Regions from separate parts of the Homo sapiens genome. Here region 2 is linked to region 1. Evidence: chromatin contacts called from ENCODE Hi-C or POLR2A ChIA-PET data. All regions are on one chromosome and are shown on one strand. Each heading gives the region's core, a stretch centred on a gene start or an enhancer-like site at or near the end of the contact. The rest is flanking DNA. Distances are from core to core; before and after follow the strand shown. Region 1 overlaps RIPOR2 (RHO family interacting cell polarization regulator 2). Region 2 holds the start of RIPOR2 (RHO family interacting cell polarization regulator 2).

What was found. Hi-C counts contacts between places; a loop is a spot of excess contacts on that map. ChIA-PET counts read pairs that join two places held with the same protein, here RNA polymerase II (POLR2A). Pooled maps may share reads with other maps.
Region 2: a loop to region 1 is called in a map of OCI-LY7, with 4 times the contacts of the local background. The contact joins the promoter of RIPOR2 here to the enhancer-like site in region 1. A Hi-C loop is called at or near these places in 19 of 168 maps with a recorded cell type or tissue (B cell, CD14-positive monocyte, CD4-positive, alpha-beta T cell and 13 more), 37 of 37 single-sample maps with no recorded cell type and 22 of 50 pooled maps. POLR2A ChIA-PET finds 5 or more read pairs at or near these places in 22 of 52 experiments (A549, B cell, CD4-positive, alpha-beta T cell and 15 more).

What each region holds. Positions count from the first base shown.
Region 1 is chr6:24,854,689-24,857,488 of GRCh38, forward strand. The region is part of intron 8 of RIPOR2 (RHO family interacting cell polarization regulator 2); the gene reads right to left. Among named protein-coding and RNA genes, the nearest start is that of ARMH2, 57 kb to the left of the region's middle. RefSeq lists an enhancer at 1,313-1,607. Within about 2 kb of position 1,448, at least 9 of the 41 ENCODE cell types and tissues checked have a DNase peak (open chromatin) inside an H3K27ac peak, as active enhancers do; they include B cell, CD14-positive monocyte, CD8-positive, alpha-beta T cell and 2 more, where a contact is called at or near this core.
Region 2 is chr6:24,934,509-24,937,308 of GRCh38, forward strand. It overlaps RIPOR2 (RHO family interacting cell polarization regulator 2), which reads right to left and starts at 1,452. Exons shown (of 22, transcript NM_001286445.3): 1 at 1,330-1,452. The coding sequence starts at 1,390. The region is part of intron 2 of LOC105374981 (a long non-coding RNA gene); the gene reads left to right. RefSeq lists an enhancer at 2,165-2,334.

The DNA of each region.
Region 1 (2,800 bases), core at 198-2,697:
TTTTTTGAAGGAAAAAAAATAAAGTTTTATGAGATTTCCAGTTAAGAATTCAGTACAGGCTGGACGTGGTGGCTCACACCTGTAATCCCAGCACTTTAGGAGGCTGAGGTGGGCAGATCACCTGAGGTCAGGAGTTCCAGGCCATCCTGGCCAACATGGTGAAACCCTATCTCTACTAAAAATACAAAATTAGCCGGGTGTGGTGTCGGGTACCTGTAATCCCAGCTACTCGGGAGGCTGAGGCAGGAGAATCGCTTGAACCTGGGAGGCGGGGGTTGCAGTGAGCCGAGATCATGCCACTGCACTTTAGCCTGGCAACAGTGAAACTCCGTCTCAAAAAAAAAAAAAAAAAAAAAAGGAAGGACACAAAACCTTACATAGAGTATAACCTCAGCCATATATAAATGGATCCCCAGGGAAAAAAGTCTAGAAAACCATACCAAACTGTTAAAAATAATTATCTCTGGTAGGGTAGAATTAAGGAGAAAATTAAATTTTTGTCAATAAGTGGTAATTTTTATTTGATTTATAAAAAGATGATATACTTATTTTGTAATACAGAAAAAAGATGTAAAAAAGATCACATACCTTGGCAGGGAGTGTGTATACACAGAAAAGTTGGTTGGATATTTTAATAATTTTAACAAAACTTAGCACTGGGTGGAATGATTATATATGACTTTATTTTTTTTTTGTTATATTTCTCAATGTTTTAAAAAAAGAAGTTACTACTTTCAAAGTGTTTAAATAGAGATTGAAGAAGACACGAACAATTCCTCCCTGTTTACCCAGTAATTTTTTAGAGGCACTCCGAGGAAATAATTTTGATGAGCTGGTCCAGAAACAGCTGTTAGTCCTAGGCTGTTCCCACACAAAGACATCCATATGACAAATGGGTCCCTTGGTACTTCAGCCTCCTTGAGTTGCTATTTATAACCTTTGTGCTCTGGGTTGCTTTTATATTTATTTAAACGTGATTTTACCCATATAAAGATGCTGTGGATGGTATCACACAATGTGTTTTGCCTTCTACAAATAGCCCTGTTAGTACGCTGGAGACTCTTGGCCAGGCATGGTGGCTCACACCTGTGATCCTGTGCTCTGGGAGGCCAAGGCAGTAGGATCACTTGAGCCCAGGAGTTTGAGACCAACCTGGGCAACACAGTGAGACCCTATCTCTACGAAAAATTTAAAAATTAGCCAGTCATGGTGGCGTGCGCCCGTGGTCCCAGTTACTCAGGAGGTTGAGGCAGGAGGATTGCTTGAGGTTAGGAGTTTCAGGCGGCCGTGAGCCACTGAACTCCAGCCTGTGTGACAGAGCGAGACCCTCGACTCAAAAAACAAAACAAAGCAAAAAACCCAGTAAGTTGAGAGTCTTAAATGAACGCTTCTACTTTCACCTGACTTATAAACGTTGCGTGGGTAAGCTGACAGCAAAAAAGGTCCCCGGATGCTTAAAAAAGAAGCATGTGCTGTTACCATCACTTGTCAGTAGGTGGCAGAAACTCACCAGCTCGTCCGTGCCTTCCTGCCCGTGGAGCCAGCACATTTAAAAACAGCTTTCAATAATAATTAGAACACAACAACCCACTTAAAAAGACTTACTGAAATAAGAGCAGAATTAAAGAAGCCTGCATTCTACTAATAATTTTCTGCAGCATTTAGTTAGTCTTTAAAAAAAATACTTCTGAAAGAAAGTATAATCGACTTGTTTTTGTAAATCCTAAACTGGACATGCTAATTCTAATAAAATCCAAAGTGCTCTTTAAAAACCTCTGCAAATTGGTCAGGCACGGTGGCTCACACCTGTAATCCCAGTACTTTGGGAGGCCGAGGTGGGCGGATCACCTGAGGTCAGGAGTTCGTGACCAGCCTGGCTAACATGGAGAAACTCTGTCTCTACTAAAAATACAAAAATTAGCCGGGTGCGATGGTGGGCATCTGTAATCCCAGCTACTCCGGAGGCTGAGGCATGAGAATCGCTTGAACCCAGGAGGCGGAGGTTGCAGTGAACAGAGATAGTGCCACTGCACTGCAGCCTGGGTGACACAGCGAAACTCTGTCTCAAAAACAAAACAAAACCTCTGCAAATTAGTTCAGGATTAATCTATTGCCTGTTTATGTAATTACAATGGAAGACTGGTTGAAAAGAAACTGATCTGACATTGTTACTAGATAAAGGTGAATAAAGGGGAAATCCTTTGAAGGTGTTTTTCCCCCCCCTTTAAAATTACCAGAAATTTTATATCTGAAGAAAACAATGTGAGAAAGGTACTTGGTAGTGATGTTTTTTTCACTTCTCAGCCCATGTTACTAAGCAAAATTTCTTGGAACTGCTGTAGTGGCATCACTGATCCTCTGATTGTAGCAATAATGTAGCACAATGGCACTATCCAGGCACAAACAGCTTTTGTGCCGTGCTTCTTAAAGTTCTATCTGCTGTGTAAGCCACTGGTGGTACTGGCCACGGAATTAGCACTAACAGTGGGGCAATGACAGTTACAGTCTGTCTTTGAGGCCTGGCCAGGTTTCTTACAGGCTCTTGTCTGGGGGCCTGCTGGCATTTTCACAGTTGGAGAAAGCTGCAAGTGTTCTTGACAGTTTGTGATTACCAGTGCATGATCTAGAAAGCTTAATGAAAGCTTTCTAGCTTTCACTCAAAAAACCATCATGGGGGTTACCTCTGAGGATGCGCACTGGGGGCTTGCAGGGGTCATACCTTTGGATGTTTCACGGCGCTCACATATTACTGATCTAACACCTCCTCCACAGCCTCGTTTGGAGGGTGTTACAGCAGCTG
Region 2 (2,800 bases), core at 202-2,701, 80 kb after region 1:
TTCTACATGACTAGATTACAAGGGGTTCTTTGCGACACTCTAATTTTTCTTCAGCGAACTTGTATTGCTTGGGTAATTACACATACACAAAAACCTTACTACTGTTCCTTTTAAAAAATTACTGAATAGAGTTTTTTAAAAAATTGCTAGACGTAGTTTCTTGCGGAAAATAATCAAATTCACGAGATTCTTGAGTCCAAATTTCCTTTATTTAGGTGGCTCCAAATTCTAAAAAAGCTTTTGCCTATAGCCCAATCTCATAGGCAGCATTTGAACAAAACATCCATCCAATGACTAGATCATCCCTTTAAAATCGCAACCTTTACAGTTAAATTCCAGTGGATAGGTCAAGTCATGGAAAAGCTGCAAGATGAGAACAGAAAACTGAGCAGTGCCAATGGGGATTGGAAGCTACCAGGGCTCCAGTATCCCGACTTGGGAAAAAAGAAAATTGGAAAAGGGAATGGAGGGTTGGAGTGCCAAGTATGTGTGAGGAAGAGTAAGAGAGAAGGACCCAGGCCGGGCATGGTAGCTCACGCCTGTAATCCCAGCACTTTGGGGGGCCAAGGAGGGTGGATCACCTGAAGTCAGGATTTCAAGACCAGCCTGGCCAACATGGCAAAATCCCATCTCTACTAAAAATACAAAAATTAGCTGGGCATGGTGGTGGGCGCCTGTAGTCCCAGCTACTTGGGAGGCTGAGGCAGGAGAATGACTTGAACCCGGGAGACGGAGGTTGCAGTGAGCTGAGATTGCACCACTGCACTCCAGCCTGAGCAACAAAGCAAGACTCTGTCTCAAAAAACAACAACAAAAAAAAAAAAAAAAAAAAAGAGAAGGACCGAGAGAAAGATAGACAGAGAGAGAGAGACAGAGAGAGAGAGAGACAGAAAGAGAGAAGTGCAAATCAAAGCAACATGGTACCATGAAAAACCACTCCTGGTCCATTTATTTAACTTCTTCCCTAGCAGCCCTGCTGTGCTCAAACCACTGTGACAGGCTTTCCTTAAGGTGTTAGACAAGAGATAGCACAGAAGAGAGACAAGGCAAAAAATTTAGTACTATTTTCCAGCCTAAACTAAACCTTTATTTTAGTCATGACTTTAAAAAATGTATTTGCGGGAATGACTCAACCCCTTGTTCCACCCCTTGCCTTGTGTATTCCTTCAGTGCCTAAGTTGATATTTGCAGCCACTACCTCACTCAGGATGCTTTGTTTTTATCATTTCAAAATACTCAAGTCCTTGCCCAAGCTGGGCAAAAGTGTCCAGTGGTGTCAAAACAAAGCAAAGCAGACCGGAGAGCCTCCTGCCAGAAAGATGCATTTACCTTCACCAAAAACATCATCCTCTTCATCGACCAGGAGCTCCTCAGCATCAAAAAACTGCATCTTGGAGAGGACAGGCGCGAGAAGCAGCAGGCAGCAGCCCCGGCAGTCTCAGCAGTCACACTGCCGACCGAGGTGATTTCCTTTCCTTGGGTTGCCCAAGCCCTCTGGAGGGCAGCTTCCGCATCTGCCCTGAAGAAAGCAGTTTCATTCATATGAATAGGCTTCTTGAGCCTTGTGAAGAGTGAATCCCAGGTGGGGTAATTCTCACCACTGAGGAGAAAGAATTTTTTGAAGAGGGCTGCAGATCCGGTTGGATATGAATACAGATATCACTCAAAGTCTGAATGCAATGAATTCTATTTCAAAGCAACAACTTTCATATTTCCTTAAAGAGGAAGGTGGGTGCTTAACTTTCTTGCTTATGAATTTGAACACAATGGGTTTTGTTGAAAGAGGGAGTTCATATTTCTCATATCTTGGTTTTGCTTCAATTACAATTTATCTGAAAGTAAAGCAAGCCACTATGTTAAACCAAAGCAGGCATTTAGAGGACAGAGCTTTTATTTTGCTCAGTAATAGTTGCATTTTTCTTTTCTTTTCTTTTCTTTTTTTCAAACCTCTTGCATTTAAGGATTGGAAACTTTACAGCATTTAAACCAAACTGAACCATATCTAGGCTTTATGTGGCTCGATTAAATCTATAGTCAATGAATAGATAACTGGTTTTGGTCAAACATCTTGCATTTCACAATATTTACTCAGTTTGATACTTCAGACTGTATCACTAAAGGAGAAAGAAGAAAATGTAACTCAAAAAGCAGTCCTCCCAAAGGGATGAGTGAACACTGAGCTTCTACGCGAGCACCATTGGCTGGCATCACCATATCGAGCTACCCAACGTGTGCCAAATTCTGTCTGGCTGCACAAACAAACACACATCTCTCTGAGTAATACTGAGACTTCATTTCGGGGTTTCCCAGAGCACTCCACTGTGTTGTAAGATCTCTTAGGTGGCCAGAAGCTTAGAAAATGCAAATGGAGATGACAGTGAGGAGCTGTTGACCCAAGGTGTTTATTTTTGGCACTTTATTTACTGCATGGTTTTGAAGATACTCCCAGTGTTACCCTAGAGAAACTGTCCCCTCCTCCTGTAACTGCAACCTTGAAATTGCACCATTTTCTCCCAGAAGAGACTGTGGACAACAGGGTTGGAGAAATCCAGCAGTGAGAAGGGATCACCCCAGAGGAATTCAGGAATCAGACACTGAGGGTTAACTGAGCAGCAACAGTCAGTTCATCCCTGCATTGGTGGCTGCAGCAGTTCCCAAAGACAGTGTACAGCTTGGGTCCTGCTGGGATCACCAATTGTTGTCAATCAGGGCTGGAACCATCCTTAGAGGAGAGCTTGGAAATGTCTGGGGTGTTTTGGGTGGCACAATGACTGGGGGTTATTACTGGTATTTAATGTCT